2 separate regions of the Homo sapiens genome follow, and region 1 is linked to region 2. A link is a loop called in an ENCODE intact Hi-C map of the cell type or tissue named here. Cell type or tissue: heart left ventricle. All regions are shown on one strand.

Evidence for each region. A loop is a pair of places that touch in the nucleus more often than their neighbours do. Peaks named below come from ENCODE experiments on the same cell type or tissue, not always from the same donor. Only the 100,000 strongest peaks of a DNase experiment are listed, where the experiment ranks them.
Region 1: a loop joins it to region 2, with 2.5 times the contacts of the local background. A loop is called at or near these places in 12 of 110 quality-filtered maps.

The regions. Positions count from the first base shown.
Region 1 is chr11:94,182,622-94,190,621 of GRCh38, reverse strand. It overlaps the pseudogene ARPC3P3. Among named protein-coding and RNA genes, the nearest start is that of PANX1, 58 kb to the right of the region's middle. In heart left ventricle, a CTCF peak has its summit at 6,668; a DNase peak (open chromatin) is centred at 6,681; H3K4me3 peaks cover 330 bases.
Region 2 is chr11:94,132,128-94,140,127 of GRCh38, reverse strand. The region is part of intron 1 of PANX1 (pannexin 1); the gene reads right to left. Among named protein-coding and RNA genes, the nearest start is that of PANX1, 7.3 kb to the right of the region's middle. RefSeq lists enhancers at 3,551-3,845, 6,396-6,895. In heart left ventricle, no CTCF peak of the experiment used is centred here; DNase peaks (open chromatin) are centred at 4,827 and 6,172; H3K4me3 peaks cover 1,061 bases; H3K27ac peaks cover 3,731 bases.

The sequences.
Region 1 (8,000 bases), 50 kb before region 2:
ACCATCAGAGTGAACAGGCAACCTACAGAATGGGAGAAAATTTTTGCAATCTACCCATCTGACAAAGGGCTACTATCCAGAATCTACAAAGAACTCAAACAAATTTACAAGAAAAAGAAACCCCATCAAAAAGTGGGTGAAGGATATGAACAGAAACTTCTCAAAAGAAGACATTTATGCAGCCAACAGACACGTGAAAAAATGCTCATCATCACTGGCCATCAGAGAAATGCAAATCAAAACCACAGTGAGATACCATCTCACACCAGTTAGAATGGCGATCATTACAAAGTCAGGAAACAACAGGTGCGGGAGAGGATGTGGAGAAATAGGAACAGTTTTACACTGTTGGTGGGACTGTAAACTAGTTCAACCACTGTGGAGACAATGTGGCGATTCCTCAAGGATCTAGAACTAGAAATACCATTTGACCCAGCCATCCCATTACTGGGTATATACCCAAAGGATTATAAATCATGCTGCTACAAAGACACATGAACACGTATGTTTACTGTGGCACTATTCACAACAGCAAAGACTTGGAACCAACCCAAATGTCCAACAATGATAGACTGGATTAAGAAAATGTGGCACATATACACCATGGAATACTATGCAGCCATAAAAAAGGATGAGTTCATGTCCTTTGTAGGGACATGGATGAAGCTGGAAACCATCATTCTCAGCAAACTATTGCAAGGACAAAAAACCAAACACTGCATGTTCTCACTCATAGGTGGGAATTGAACAATGAGAACACCTGGACACAGGAAGGGGAACATCACACACCAGGGCATGTTGTGGGGTGGGGGTAGGCGGGAGGGATAGCATTAGGAAATATATCTGATGTAAATGACGAGTTGATGGGTGCAGCACACCAACATGGCACATGTATACATATGTAACAAACCTGCACGTTGTGCACGTGTACCCTAGAACTTAAAGTATAATAAAAGAAACTCAATATTTTTATATTGATTACACGTTGAAGTCTTTTGGATATATTAGGTTAAAATAACCATTAATTTCACTCATTTATGTGGCTATTAGAAAATTTAAAATTACTTACATACGTCTCTCATATTCAACTGGACAGAGTGTCTAGACCACCCTTTTTTTATTATTATTTTTATTTTTTTGAGACGGAGTCTTGCTCTGTCTCCTAGGCTGCAGTGCAGTGGCGTGATCTCTGCTCACTGCAACCTCTGCCTCCTGGGTTCAAGCGATTCTCCTGCCTCAGCCTCCCAAGTAGCTGGGATTACAGGCACGTGACACCAAGCCTGGCTAATTTTTTTTGTATTTTTAGTAGAGACGGGGTTTCACCTTGTTACCCAGGATGGTCTCGATCTCCTAACCTCATGACCCACCTGCCTCAGCCTCCCAAAGTGCTGGGATTACAGGCATGAGCCACTGGGCCCGGCCCCTTATTCTTTTTTTAATGTTTACTCTTTTTTTTTTCTTTCTGCTCTCTTTGCCACAGCCATAGTTTTGGGTAATTTCTTTTAAATGAAGCTTCCCTTATCTCATGGGTTACTTACAAAGATGATAAGGAACTCCAAAGACCTCTGTACTTAACAATGCTTCCGATCCTGCTCCTCTGGGTTGAAACCCGGGCGCCGCCAAGATGCTGGCTTACCACTCTTCTCTCATGGATCCTGACATCAAACTCATCGGAAACAAGGCACTGTTGCCTATCAGAAGTCAATTCAAACGACCTGCCCCCAGAGAGACAAAAGATACAGATATTGTGGATGAAGCATCTATTACTTCAAGGCCAATATCTTCTTCAAAAACTATGAAATTAAGAATGAAGCTGATAGGACCTTGATAATATATAATGATATATATAACTCTCTACATTTCTGAATGTCTGAAGAAACTCCAAAAGTGCAATTCCAAAAGCCAAGGTGAGAAAGAAATGTATACACTGGGAATCACTAATTTTCCCATTCCTGGAAAGCCTGGTTTTCTACTTAACGCAATTTATGCCAAACCTGCAAACAAACAGGAAGATGAAGTGATGAGAGCCTATTTACAACAGCTAAGGCAAGAGACTGGACTGAGACTTTGTGAGAAAGTTTTCGACCCTCAGAATGATAAACCCAGCAAGTGGTGGACTTGCTTTGTGAAGAGACAGTTCATGAATAAGAGTCTTTCAGGACCTGGGCAGTGAAGGGAGCCCGGGCAGCCACCGTCTCCAGAGCCCTGGGCAGCATTTTCCATCAAGATGTACACAATCTTTTGCCTTTATTTCGTAAAGTTTTATACAGAAGAGAGAAGAGCATGTCTTTACTTGAAAAACTCTTGATCAAGAATTTGGGTGGGAGAAAAGAAAGTGGGTTATCAAGGGTAATTTGAAATTTTCTGCAGCATTAAGCTGGCGCTTAATAAGTAATAATAAAGAAATTTCTAACATTCAAAAAAAAACAAGCTTCCTTTGTAACAGTTCTGATATTCAAAATGAACAAATGAGACAAATCTCTTTAGGAGTCTCTACCTATGAAATTACCTTGAGAACATTGCCTTTTACGTTCCTGAATCTTCCATGAAAGCTTGGGTTTTATTATTGGATTCTTTGCTTCCTGAGGTAATGTGAATTTCATTTCTGGGAATTTGGAAGTGATTTTTTGGTAACACTTTAGTTGTTTCCATTTCCTTGTGTCTGAGAAAAGGTACATTGCAATAATGGAACAGGGCTCTTGGGAAGATTTATTTTGACTTTTCCTCATTCATGGGCTTGGTGTGCTTCTCCTTCCCCTGAGGGGTCTCCACAGTCTCTGGTGTACCACAGAGGAGCATTTGGGCCTTTCCTTTCCACTCCTCTTTCAAAGAGGGGAATTCAGAACACTGGCATTATATGAGGGGAGAAGAGGTAGGATCTGATCAGCAAATTGTCTCATGTGCAGTTTAGTTACTGTAATTTGGTTTTATCAAGGGGGACACAGGTCGGTAGCCTCCACCTTGGCTTCTCTCCTTCCTCCTCTGCTCTCAGCACTGGGTGATGGTAGGAGGGGGATGTGGGGTGGGGGAAAACTTCATAAACATCTTCCCTGGGTGGACACAAATTATGAACAGAAAAGCCATCATTATTCTTACCACAATGGCATTAAGTATCTCAGATCAATAGCACACCCAACTGTGGAGTTCAAATAAGCTGGTCAATGTTAGAACTCTTAGAAAAGTGAGGCCACTCAGATGTAAATTAGCATGGGTGCAGAGGGGAGAAACCACCACCATGAGAAGTTTCTTAGAAGTGCTTCAGCAAGCCTTCAGGTTAAGCCCTCAATTACTAAAATAGGAGAAGGAAATACAGGATGAGCTGTACTTGGCCACTTCAAATTGGGCAAAGTAGGAGTCGTCGTGATAGAGATGGATAAGGCCTGGGGGAAGAATTCACTTCTAACCTGATGCTGTCACCCACTCTGGACATGTTCAGAAGGCATTCATGGCGGCAGATGGGGGTCTAAATAATCCCTCAGCACATGGGCATCAGGCTGTGTGCCAGGTGCTGGGAGCACAGGGATGTGGAAGGCACCATCCAGCCTCAAGGGGCCTCCAAGACAGGGGGAGACAGACAAAGCCATCAACGTAGTGCAGAGTGCTAAGCACTGAGGCAAGGAGCAATAGCAAGCACAGAGGGCATCTAAGTCAGGACAAAGGGAGTGGCAGGTCACGAATACTTCCTGCTGGGGAGGCTGGAGGTGACTTCTGAATAGAATGTATGAGGCGGATGAGGACAGACAGCATCCGAGAAAGCAGAGAGGCTTTTAAGAAACAGTGCACGAGGCTGTGTAAGAGATGAGAGGGAGAGTAGTGGCTATGTGATGATCTTCAAGAGGTGGGGCCTTGTATGGTCTAAGAAACAAGGTTGTTCTTTGTCCTGAAAGCCACGAAGAGTCCCAAGGGATTTAAAAGTGCTGATGGTGGAATGGTAGGGAGAGTTTGCATGATCACTGCTGCATTCTAGAAAGTCCACAGACAGAAAATGTGTTAGCTGGGTTAGATACAGTAAGACTATCAGAGGAATTCAGGAGAGACAAGGGCCTGAATGACACCACTGGGAACAGAGGCCGGCCTCAGAAGACTGTTAAGGGGGTAAAGCTACAGGTCTCTGAGACAGACTGGGTAGGATTTAGGTTATCTGTGCTGACAGAGTGTAGTGTAGCCCCATGACTCCCACTTAAGAGTGTGGGCAGGACCTGTGACTTGATTCTAGCCAAGATAATATGGCAAAGGTGGAGGGTTTTAGCAGATGTGATTAAGGTCCCAAATCAGTTGATTCTGAGTTAGGCAAAATGAATTCTGCCAACAACCTGAGGCAGCTTTGAAGCAGCTCTTTCCCCAGTTGACCTTCCAGATGAGAATACAACCTTCCACAACTAGGCTGTAGCACTGTGAATCCCTGAGCACAGGACCTAGCTGAGCTGTGTCCAGATTCCTGACCCAGGAAACTGCAAGATGATATATGTGTATTGCTTTAAGCTGCTAAGTTTGCATTAATTTGTTATGGAGCAATAGAAAACTAATACAACATCCAAGGGTCCTGGGGTTGCCACCCTGGGAATAGCTGGTGAGCAAGATAGTCAAAGCTAGCACTTAGAGAGAATTTACTATATTTGTGATATGCCAGGAATGGCACTAAAATTTCACATGGCTCTGATTACCCACAATAGTAAGCTGTACTAACCATTGTACAAAGGAGTCCTCCTCTTGAGAGAGGTGAGCAGGAGAACCCATGTTTAGTAGCACATGGTTGCTGATCTTTTTTTCCCAAGCCCAGGCAAACAATCCTCAATCAGAAAGCAAGTGATTTGTGCTTTAGAAATTCCAGAATCTGTGGGCCCTTAATCAAGGACTCTCTTTCTTTAGTCACTGCCAGCTGGATTTTAGCAAGCAGCATGAAGCCTATGGAATTTTATGTTTCCAGCAGACAGCAATGAGCCTCAAGACATTTTGGAATGCATCTCCCATTACATCTTCCATGAAATGACTCTCCCTAAAGGGAAGGCAAGAAATATTAAGACATTTTTCATTACTTACTCAGTTTTATTTAGGTGGACACAACAGTGAAGAACTCAAACATGGTTTGACCTTTATCTACAGACACAGCAGCCTGGATTTTCAGCCTTTCATTCCTTTTAAATGAAAGTCAGCAGGCTCAAAATGCAGAGCTTGGCTAAGTCACTTCTGTGGAAATATGAAATATAGTAGTGATAACCACCAAGGGCTTTCAAATTCTTGTGTTCTTCTAAGGATCCTTTCCTAACACCATGATTTGTTCTCATCTTTGTGGAAATGAAACCAAGATGGTCTTAATTTGTAAAGTCCTTTTTCCTCTGTTGGCAGTCTTCTTACAAAGGATGCAGCAAAAAGAACACATTTTTCTTTCAAAGTTTTGAAGAAATATAGTCATTAAAAAGAATTTAAATTATGCCTAAAGCACCACTTTACAGAATACCATTAAATTGTAATTACGTGCTTTTAAAAAGCCAACTTGTTAAAGAGGAGCTGATGGTTTCAGTTTTTGTAGGGAACACTTGTAACACTGCAGAATTCTACAAGGGCTTTCTCCTCTGGTGGGCAGGGAAAAAACCACTCAAGTCATGAGAAACTTTTATAGCTTTCAGGAACTTGAAGAACAACTGCTGATTAAATTTCATGCTTTAGTGACGAAGTATTTTTACAGCTAAAAAAGGAACCCAGAAACATAATACATTTCATTTAAAGCAGGCAGAAAAACCAACCACAAATTAATATCTATTGTATTCCACATGGCACTATATAATCGTTGTCAATCGTTTTAAATGGTTTCACTTTATTTGTGAAAAATAAAGCCAAAATGCCAACAACTTCCAAGAAGGAACCATTTCATCATCTCCATCCCCTCAGATAAAACCTCAATTACTGGTAATTGTACATTTCCATCAATATCCCTTTTAAAGAGGTTTATTCTGAGGAATTACTGAGACCAGGAGCTTTAAAAGCTTCAATTTCCCTAATCACTGAGAGGCAATCTTGAACTTCTATTGAACTTGGAAAGCGGTCAAGACTCACTCCATAATAAGAAGTTAAGGACTGTCACTACTTAAGGTGGAAACCTATTCATTTGCAGAAATAGTCCTCTTTCTACCAAGAGGCTAATGAGCCTCCCCTCCCCTTCCCCTCTCTAAAATAAAATCAGTTTGCCTTCTAAAATCAAATAACAGTTGCCAACAAATTAGGATTTATCCTAAGAGTTTGTCCATTCATTTCAACAAACATTTGAAGAATGCCTCATCTGGGCCAGTCTCTGTTTTAAGCACTTGCGATATAGCAGTGCATAAAAATTCTCACCCTTACAAACCTTTGATTGACCCAGGACTGACAGTAAGCAAAACAAACCAAACACGAGCACATTTTAAAAAGGTGTCTAAAAACCTGCCTGATAGCTGAGCTAATTCTCATAGGCACAAACTGCCCTGACCTGAGCTCACTCTTGGACAAGCAGTTCCCACAAATGAAACTAAACATGCAAACCAGACCCACTGTACAGGTGGAAGTTTCCAGCTTTCTCACAGTACAAGTTTAAGGTAGGACGCAGCATTTTATAGTGTTACGTCCTTCCTCCCCACATTCCTGTGAGGCGGAACAAGAACAATTACTTGACCCTGGAGGAAGACGACGCCTTGTGGTCAGGGAGAGAACAGCAGTTCATGCTGGCTGCCTCGTCTTTCCAGGCCTGCTGCTGCCCAGGCTTCTACTGACCTTGTTAGGTCTGATTCTAGAAAATGAAGGCAGGTACTCAAAAGGTACAGTTCACCCAGAAGAATGTAAATGTGACTGAGCTAAGCAAACGTACAGCTGAGTCTTAGTGTTGGGGGAAGTAGCTTTCATGAAGGCAAAGGGAGCCCCATTCTCGGCCGTATGGCTTGCTCTTCAGCCGTTGGAGTGCAGCTTTTTCAGAGGCGTGGACTAAAATGACCTCCTAAGGTGCACTGAAAATGTTGGCTGTAGATCTGAGGAGAGGGTCCATAGCTATAAAAATATTTGCAAGGGGATTGTAACCCCTCGAAGTTTAAGAACCTCTATGTTGGAAGTCTCTGCCTATCCCTTTGTAAAAGTGAAGATGTGTTGGAACGCTGCTTTCACAGTACTCTATGTCCCTCCCAGTTGCAACAATGTTGTTTCCAGCCTGGTTCAGCAGCTTGCTGGTGGTTTACTAGGCAGACATGAGCCAGAAACAAAATCAGCAACCCTGGAGTGGTCATTTAGGATCAGTTTTGTCTCCTTTTACAAAGCAATGAGTGCTTTATAAAAGCATTTCTCCTCAGGAAACTGGCTCCTCAAAAGTCGTTCTCCAAGCCAGCAGCTCACAGTAGATGGATGAGTTTACCTGTCCTAATAATACTTTTTATTATAATACTTTTATTACTGATACTTTATTATAATACTTTTATTACTGATACTGATACCTAGTAATACTTTTATTAGATGAAATGTATCCCCAGGCCTCCACATCAGCCTTCTGGGGCCCTGACAGTTGTTTACCAGTAGCTCCACAACCTCCACAGGCTTGTTCTCTCATCCCTGTGAGGGAAGGTTCAAAAGGCAACTGGATTCCTTACTATTCAAAATCACTGTGACTATTTCACACAAACTTCAACCTAGAGGATTTGCAGCTAAAGAACCTTAAGGTGGTCATCTGCCTCTGGGAAAAATGATTACTATATTCTCAAAACCAGCAGTTACAGGAACTATAGGAGAGAAAACAAAAACAATGTGCCCTCTCCCAAGAACACAGAGCATTTGCTAGGAGTTTTCTGGCATAGCCTTTACTGTGGCTACGCTTTCTCCTCTTAGGCACCAGCCCATGTTTCTGCTGCCTTTTACTGGACTCTGAAGTCCTCAAGGATGGGACCTGCCTATGCATATCTGCACATCCAACTTGGTACTGGTGCCTGGGACATCACAGACCCTACTGGAGTTCAGAGAGTGGGAATGGCTTGGAGACTTCCTGGTGT
Region 2 (8,000 bases):
ACTGAAATATTCACCACTTTCTGAACCGATCTGGAAGTTGTAATCTTTTTCAAAGCATTTCTACTCTATTTAGCCCATCCATTATTTATTACAGCTTCCCACAATTACAAGAACAGCAGTAATAGAACTTCTGACCAACCAGCTATAAATTGAGGATTCCTACAACCCCTTCCTATGGTTCATTCATTTGCTAGAGTGACTTACAAACTAAGGCAAACCCTTTACTTACTATTGGCAATTTACGAAAAAGGATCTTTTAAAGGATACAAATGAACAGACAGGTAAAGAGATACACAGAGCGAGGTTCAGAAGGGTCCTGAGTGAAGGAGCTTCTGTCCCCATGGAGTTGGGATGCACAACCCTCCCAGCGTGGATGTAACGTGGATGCCCTCGGAACCCTCTCCCTGGGTTTCTATGCAGGCATGGTTGATTAGATCATGAGCCACTAGTGATCAACTCAGGCTTCAGGCCCTCTCCCCTCCCGTGAGGTCAGGGGTTGGGGCTGAGAGTCTCAACCCTCTAATCACATAGTTGGTTCCCTTGGCAACAAGCCTGGCTCACAAGGCTATCCAGGAGACCACTGCCATCAGTGACCTCATCAGCAGAGTGCTGGGAAACCAAAGACCAAATAAATATTTATTATATATCAAAATAGTGTTCCTCATAACTACAATATTTTAAAAGGTCCAATAGTGAGATAGCCTGACAAGTTTCCAGTAAGGATCCTGCTGATAATGATGCTCTTCCTATAATTCAAGAGCCTTTTAAATATCTGATATATTATGAGAAATTAATCTGCTAAGGCGATGTGACAATTGGTGCCAAGCAAGTCACTCACTTAGATTGCTGAGCTTCAGTTTCCCTGTCATGATTCTAATATTTTATAACTTTAATTTACCTAGGTATCTACTCACATCTAAAAACAAGCCAGTATGAAAGCAGTGACAAAATGGATGGTCTGGTATTTTCATGAAAATTAATAGACCAGTGGAACAATATAAACAGCCCAAAAATAGGCTCACTTACTTGAGTTGACTATATGATTGGGAAATCATCAAGGATCAATGAATAACGAACGGGTTCCTCAATAAATGACAATGGGGGGATTATCAGCTAGAGTCTTGACTTATAGCACCAAAAGAACAAAACAGACTGTAGAGGTAAATGTTCAAATAAAATCATTAAAGATCATTTTAAAAAACTGATAGACCTAAGGATGGGCTATGACAGTCTAATCATAATGCAACTGAAGAAATAATTAAAAGATGGGTAGTTTTGATGACTTAAAATAACTTCTGCTTATCAAAACTTATACTGTAAAGGTTACTGAGGGATGGCTGTCAGGGGAAATGGGGATGGTTAATGGGCATAAAAATAGAATGAATAAGATCCAGTATTTGATGGCACAATAGAGTGACTGTAGTCAATAATAATTTAATTTTACATTTTAAGATAACTGAAAGAGTACAACTGGATTGTTTGTAACGAAGGATAAATACTTGAGGAGATGGATACCCAATTTCTCCTGATGTGATTATTACACATTGTATGCCTGTGTCAAAATATCTCACATACCCCATGAATATATACCTTTACATACCAACAAAAATTAAAAATTAAAAAACAAAAATGCTTAACATAAACAGAATTCAAAGGAAACGGACAACCGGAAAAGAAAATACAATAAAGGCTAGCTAGAAAATATTTGAAACATAGAAATAGTTAATAAAACCCATTGAGAAACCAACATCCCCTTGGAAAAATAAGCAAAAGATAAGAACAGACAATTCACAGAATTATATAAATGGAAAAAATACATACGAAAAAACATTCAATGCCGTAACTGAATAAATGCGACTTAAAACAATGGCACACCTTTGTTCACCTATTAAGCTGTGGACGATAATCCACTAACTTTTGCCAGCTGTGGGGAAAGCCACTCCTTCAGCTGCGGGGAGAAGTATCCATTGGGGGTCTATCCAGAGGGCAACCCAACCACACCAGTCAAATCTTAAAAATGTCTATGTATACTTTGACCTTGTAATTAGAATTATACAATCACTTGAAATACTGAGATCTTTAGAGAGGTGGTTTATTATGTACAGGAGTGTTCTTCACAATGCTATTTATATTACAAAACTTGTGAAACAGTTAAATTTTGACACGTGCACAACATTCCATGTCACTGCCAACAAAAAAAATCATGTACAACAATTTAGGAACATGGTAACATGGCCTTGACTTAGTGTTTGGTTTTTCAAGAATAGTAGTTATCCCTGGTAGTATTATAGATGTACTGCTATTTTCTCTTCTGTATTTTCCATATTTTCTACAGTAAGTTTTATCTTTATAATGATATAATATACATATATAAATATTTATATTTTAAAAAGGAGTGTGAGCTTTATAGAGAATTTATTAAAAAACAACAGCGTCCCCTCCCCACCACCCCTTTCACCCCCCACAGAACTAGGTGTGCCTGGTACCAAGCAGATGGTAGATTCTCTTTAGGCCCCCTTCTCCCCAAGTAACTAATGTCTCCCTGCTGCCCCCAGAAACCCCACAGCATGCAGCGGGGCCTGCCTCGCCCAGAGTTCCTAGCTTAGCCAGGGCAAATGCCCCCAAATTGCCTCCCTTTCTCCACTTTGGACCAAGCTCTCGCTGCCTCAGTTAGGGGTTTGACAAGGAAGCAATCCAAGAAAGCAACCAGCTGCAGAAAAAAGGTGTTTGCATGGTTTTTTAAAGGGATGTTGCTAATCCAAACCTAGAGTCCATGAAGGTCCTAAGGCCTATTTTCAGGTTTTATCTATCTGTCTATATATTTTGAGAAGGAGTCTCGCTCTGTCGCCAGGCTGGAGTACAGTGGCATGATCTCAGCTCACTGCAACCTCTGCCTCCCGCGTTCAAGCGATTCTCCTGTCTCAGCCTCCCAAGTAGCTGGGACTACAGGCATGCGCCACCACACCCAGCTAATTTTTGTATTTTAAGTAGAGACGGAGTTTCATCACGTTGGCCAGGATGGTCTCGATCTCTTGACCTCATGATCCGCTCGCCTTGGCCTCCCAAAGTGCTGGGATTACAGGTGTGAGCCACTAGAAATGTGTAGCACCTCCCCCCATTCTCTCTTGCTCCTGCTCCTGCCATATAAGACGTGCCTGCTCCCTGTTTGCCTTCCGCCATGACTGTGTTTCCCGAGGCCTCCCCAGAAGCCAAGCAGAAGCCACTAGGTTTCCTGTACAGCCCACAAAACCATGAGCCACATAAACTTTTCTTTAAAAATAACCCAGTCTCTGGTATTTCTTCATAGCAATGTGAGAGCTGCCTAATACTTCTATGTATCAAGTTTTTTTCTTTTTTTTTGAGACGGAGTCTCGCTCTGTCGCCCAGGCTGGAGTGCAGTGGCGCGATCTCGGCTCACTGCAAGCTCCGCCTCCCGGGTTCACGCCATTCTCCTGCCTCAGCCTCCTGAGTAGCTGGGACTACAGGCGCCCGCCACCACACCTGGCTAATTTTTTGTATTTTTAGTAGAGACAGGGTTTCACCGTGGTCTCGATCTCCTGACCTCGTGATCCGCCCACGTCGGCCTCCCAAAGTGCTGGGATTACAAGCATGAGTCACCGCGCCCGGCCGATATGTATCAAGTTTTAAGGACACATGGTCCCTGCCCTAAATGAACTTACAGTATTCAACAGATAAGTATGCAAGTAATTACCTAACTTCAAGTTATGGTAAATGTTAGGAAGGAAACTTACAGTGTTAGGAGAACATGTATCATGAAGTTCTACTTAAAGTTGCAATTCTACCCCCTGAAGGAGGCCCTTTCTTTCTTAAAACCAAGAGCACATCAAAATGCTTCTTCCAAACTTCTAATGCAGTCACATTTTGAGGGAGTCAGAGCTGGATAGTGTACAGGGCAGTGGTTTTTTTTTTTCTTCCACTTATTTCAAATAGGAACGCAGGAATGCAAAACTATTCGGAAAATGATGTCATCCTTCTGGAAACTGATACTGCTGCGACTAGTCTCCTTTCCTTTTAATGCTGGGAGGAGAGAAATATTTACGAAGATTTTCATGCAAACAAGCTTTATGTGTGAGTAGAAATTTTGAAAGAAAGTAAATGTCCATCATTAGGGGACTGCTTAGATGAATTGTAAGTATATTCTAAGCTATGGAATACTGTTCTATTATAAAACAGTGAGGTGACACCTATGTACTGGCACGGAAAGCTCTCCAAACATACTAAGTGAGAAAAAGCAAGCCACTATGGTATGACTCGATTTGTTTTAAAAAATAAAATAAGGTGTACACGTTATGCTAATGCAGACAAAGTACAGCAATAAGGCTGCACAAAGTGTCCACCTACCTTCAGCACATAGTGAAAGAGATTTATGAATCCTTTACCATGATGATGTATTTAGCTACTACTTGTACAAGAAAAATATTAACAAAGTAAAACATGTATCCAACAGTAGACTCTCTGGACAGCATGCATCCTTCTGGAGGGGTTAGGAGTCTCTCTTGGCTCTTTGGTTTAGTGTGAGTTGAAGATGTTCTATTATAGGACCTATGCCATGAGACCCTAAATATTGGCCCACTCTGATAGACAACCCTGAAAAGAATCGATCTGCTTTGCCAGCTGGTACATGCTAAAAAGCAGCCTGAAGATATTCCCAAAGACAGGTCTAAATTCAGCCACAACAGAGCAGATAACTTAAGCCACCCAGCCGCTGACTCAGTTGCAGGAAATGAAAGGGGAACTCCAAGCAAACTATATTGGAAGCAGCTGCAGTTATATCTATCCTTTGACTCACTGGGGCTGGCCCAATGCCTGCCCTGTAATGATAGCAAAAGAGCAGTGCTAACTCAGAAAGACTAAGTCCTTCTCTACCCAGAACGGTGGCTGCCCACTAAGAGGTCAGTGGGTGAGGGAGGCAGGGTCCCCGGCTGACCAGACACCCTTTCCCTAGTAGACTACTGGCTGCCCCAGCTCCCCACCTGGTCCAGCCAGCCAGAAACATCCTGGCAGGAGACACGGGCTCTCCTTCCCAGGGGATATGTGCCACATGAGGCACCAGGGAATCAAAGCAGCCCCTGACGCCTCAGGCCTTGTACAGCCCTAAGCGCAGGGCACAGGAGGCCCTGTCAAAAGACCCCTTAAACATGAATCCCATTCAGAGTCTGGTCTGTTGATAGTTTTGTCTTCAACCAGGCTGCTGTAAGAAAATCCCACAGACTGGGTGGCTTAAACAACAGTTATTTTCTCACAGCCTGGGAAGTTCAAGATCAAGGTACCAGCAGATTCGGTGTCTGGTGAGAGCTCTTTTCCTAGTTTGCAGATGGCCCCCTTCTCCCAGCGTGCTCACACACCTTTCCTTGTGGCCGCACTTGTGGAGAGAGGAAGAGGGAAGAAGAGAGGAAGGGGGGTAGTGGGAGAGAGAGGGAAAGAGGGAGAGAAGGAGGAAGAGGGAGGGGGGAGAGGAAGAGGGAGGGGGGAGAGAAAGAGGGATTTCTTCTTTTTCTAAGGGCATCCCATCATGAAGGTCCCACTCTCATAATCTCATCCAAACCTAATTACCTCCCAAAGGGATCTCCAATTAGCATCACATTGGGGATCAGGACTTCGACATATGAATTTTGCGGTTGGGAGACACAAACATTCAGTCCATAACTGCAGCACACTAAGGGAATTCATAACTTTAGAGAAATACTTCTAGAATTTCAGAGCTTGAAGGTCACGTCATGCAATCATGCTTATATTCTACACAAAGCTGTCGCCCAGCCATTTCCTAAACCTCTCCCCCCATCAATGAAATGTGCAGCACTTCTAGAGGCATCTGAGAGTAGATGTGTTAGAAATGAAGGGCCTCAAGGCACTGTCTCCCAGCAGCTTGCACAAGGTGACACCCATAGGGTACCCAAGCCACACAGATCACACTCATCCTTCTTCCACAGTACACCATTCTGCACTCTGAACACAGATTCTTCCTCATCACAAAAATAACATAAAAAAGAATCTGAGGCACACGCAATATAACCTGAGCTTATAAATCAAGTGGGACAACTTACCTATCATGACGATGTGCATCCTTTACTGCTATCATCAGAGGCAGGTGTCTGGGAGGTGGCCAGGACAGGCCTGACCCAGGACAGCACTTGTATCATTAAATGGCACTCAGAGGGCGCACTTCCAAGCAACTGGGACCCTTATCCAGAACACTCCGTCCATTCCCTCAGCACAGCCACTCTGGGAGAGTTCCCTAGTGTGCTCTGGCACTTCCTTCACTAAATTCCTATGGAGCACTTGTTGAGGGCAAGACATGGTAGAAGACAAGAGGAAGGAAAAATGAGGGCTGGTGAAACCACTGATTCTCCCTTCTCTGGCTCCCACCACACAGCCTTTCTAGCCCAAACTCACAATTAAACTGTCTTTTGCTGTGTGTCACTTATTTTCCCCCTACCCAGCTGAATCTCAGAGGAGGCACACCTGCAGTATTTTAGAAAGGCTGACTAGAAGTATCAGGCCTAACCAGACAGGTGCACATTTTAGTTCTTACATTCAATCCTTAGTATCTCACTGTCCAAAAGCCTTCAAAATGCTCCCAGGCACAACTCAGAAGAGTCTCCTTGCCACTCCCTCAGGAGGGTTTCTGCTTGTAATTCTCACTATCACAGGGCACATCTGGACCAATGAGTGGCTGCCGCAAAGACTACCAAAGTTGCCTCCACCTTGACCATGGCACCAGCCTTGCCATGCCCCTCCAGACCACATCACTTCTGCAGTGACCCTCAACCTGTGATTGTGGGCAGCCAGACCAAGATCTGGTGAATGAGCAAGGCAGAGTCCCTTCTGCTCTCTGTCCCCAACACAGTCCCCACCAGCCCAGGTAGCCCCACACCAGTGCCTACCATGCAGGACCTGCGTGAACTGCTGTGGGAGGGAAGGGGCCAGAACCTCTGAGGAGTGGACGCTTCACCTGCAGCCACCATGCTGGCACCCAGCAGGGCTTGATAAAGATCAGCCTGCTGCTATGCCCATGGGTCTCTGTGGCCCAGGCAGGCTCAGTCCCTCTTTTCTGAGAGGAGCCCAGTGGGCTGAACTACTAAGAGAAAAGGCCAAAGACCAAACGGAAGCCTTTAATATGAAGCCAAGTATTTTATCATATGAGGACATTCCCTCTCTCTAACCTACAACACTCCCACCCCCACAGAGAACCTGCTCTTAAATCTAAAGCACAATCCATGCACATTTCTTGATTTAATAGATTTTCTTTAAAGTAAAAAATCATTTATTTAAAGGAAAAATCGCCACAAAGTTTCAACTTGAACCCTATTTTATCAAACAACAGTTGACAGAAAATTTAATTTTTGGAAAGTAACTGGAAAATATAATTTATTTTACGCTTGAGGGGATTTTATATCAAAAGAGATGAATTCTTATATATACTAGTTTATCATACAGGTGGAAAAAGGAAAAACATGTAATTACAGCTGATTTTCTCGTTTCTAATTTTATACACACACACACCACCCCCCCAACACAAACAGGAAAACAATGGGATTTGCTATGCCTTCTTTCATGTGGAGCCCCTGGACCCTTACTTTGGCTCCCACCTCTCCATGTGACGGTGCCACTAAAGCTCCAGCAGCCACATGTTGTCTCACACGTCTCAGCTTCAGCCAACACTGCTCCACACACTTGGAATCCTGCCTCAGGGGCCAACTCTGCCCTGAAACTCTCACTGTTCATGAGTCAGAAGAAACCCCTCCTTCTGCCTTTCCACAGCATCAGGCTTTAGTACACACTTCTGACACTGCCCAGGTTCCATGAATCCTGCATTAGGAGGGTTATGCGTTCAACTTCTCTACTAGACCGTGCTTCCAGAGGAAAGATTCTTATGTCCTACGTGTGTCTGACACCCCATTGCCAAGGTACAGCATCATGCACATAACAATCAATTAGCAAGGTCTGATGATGCCAAAAGCTATCACCTTTAATTCACA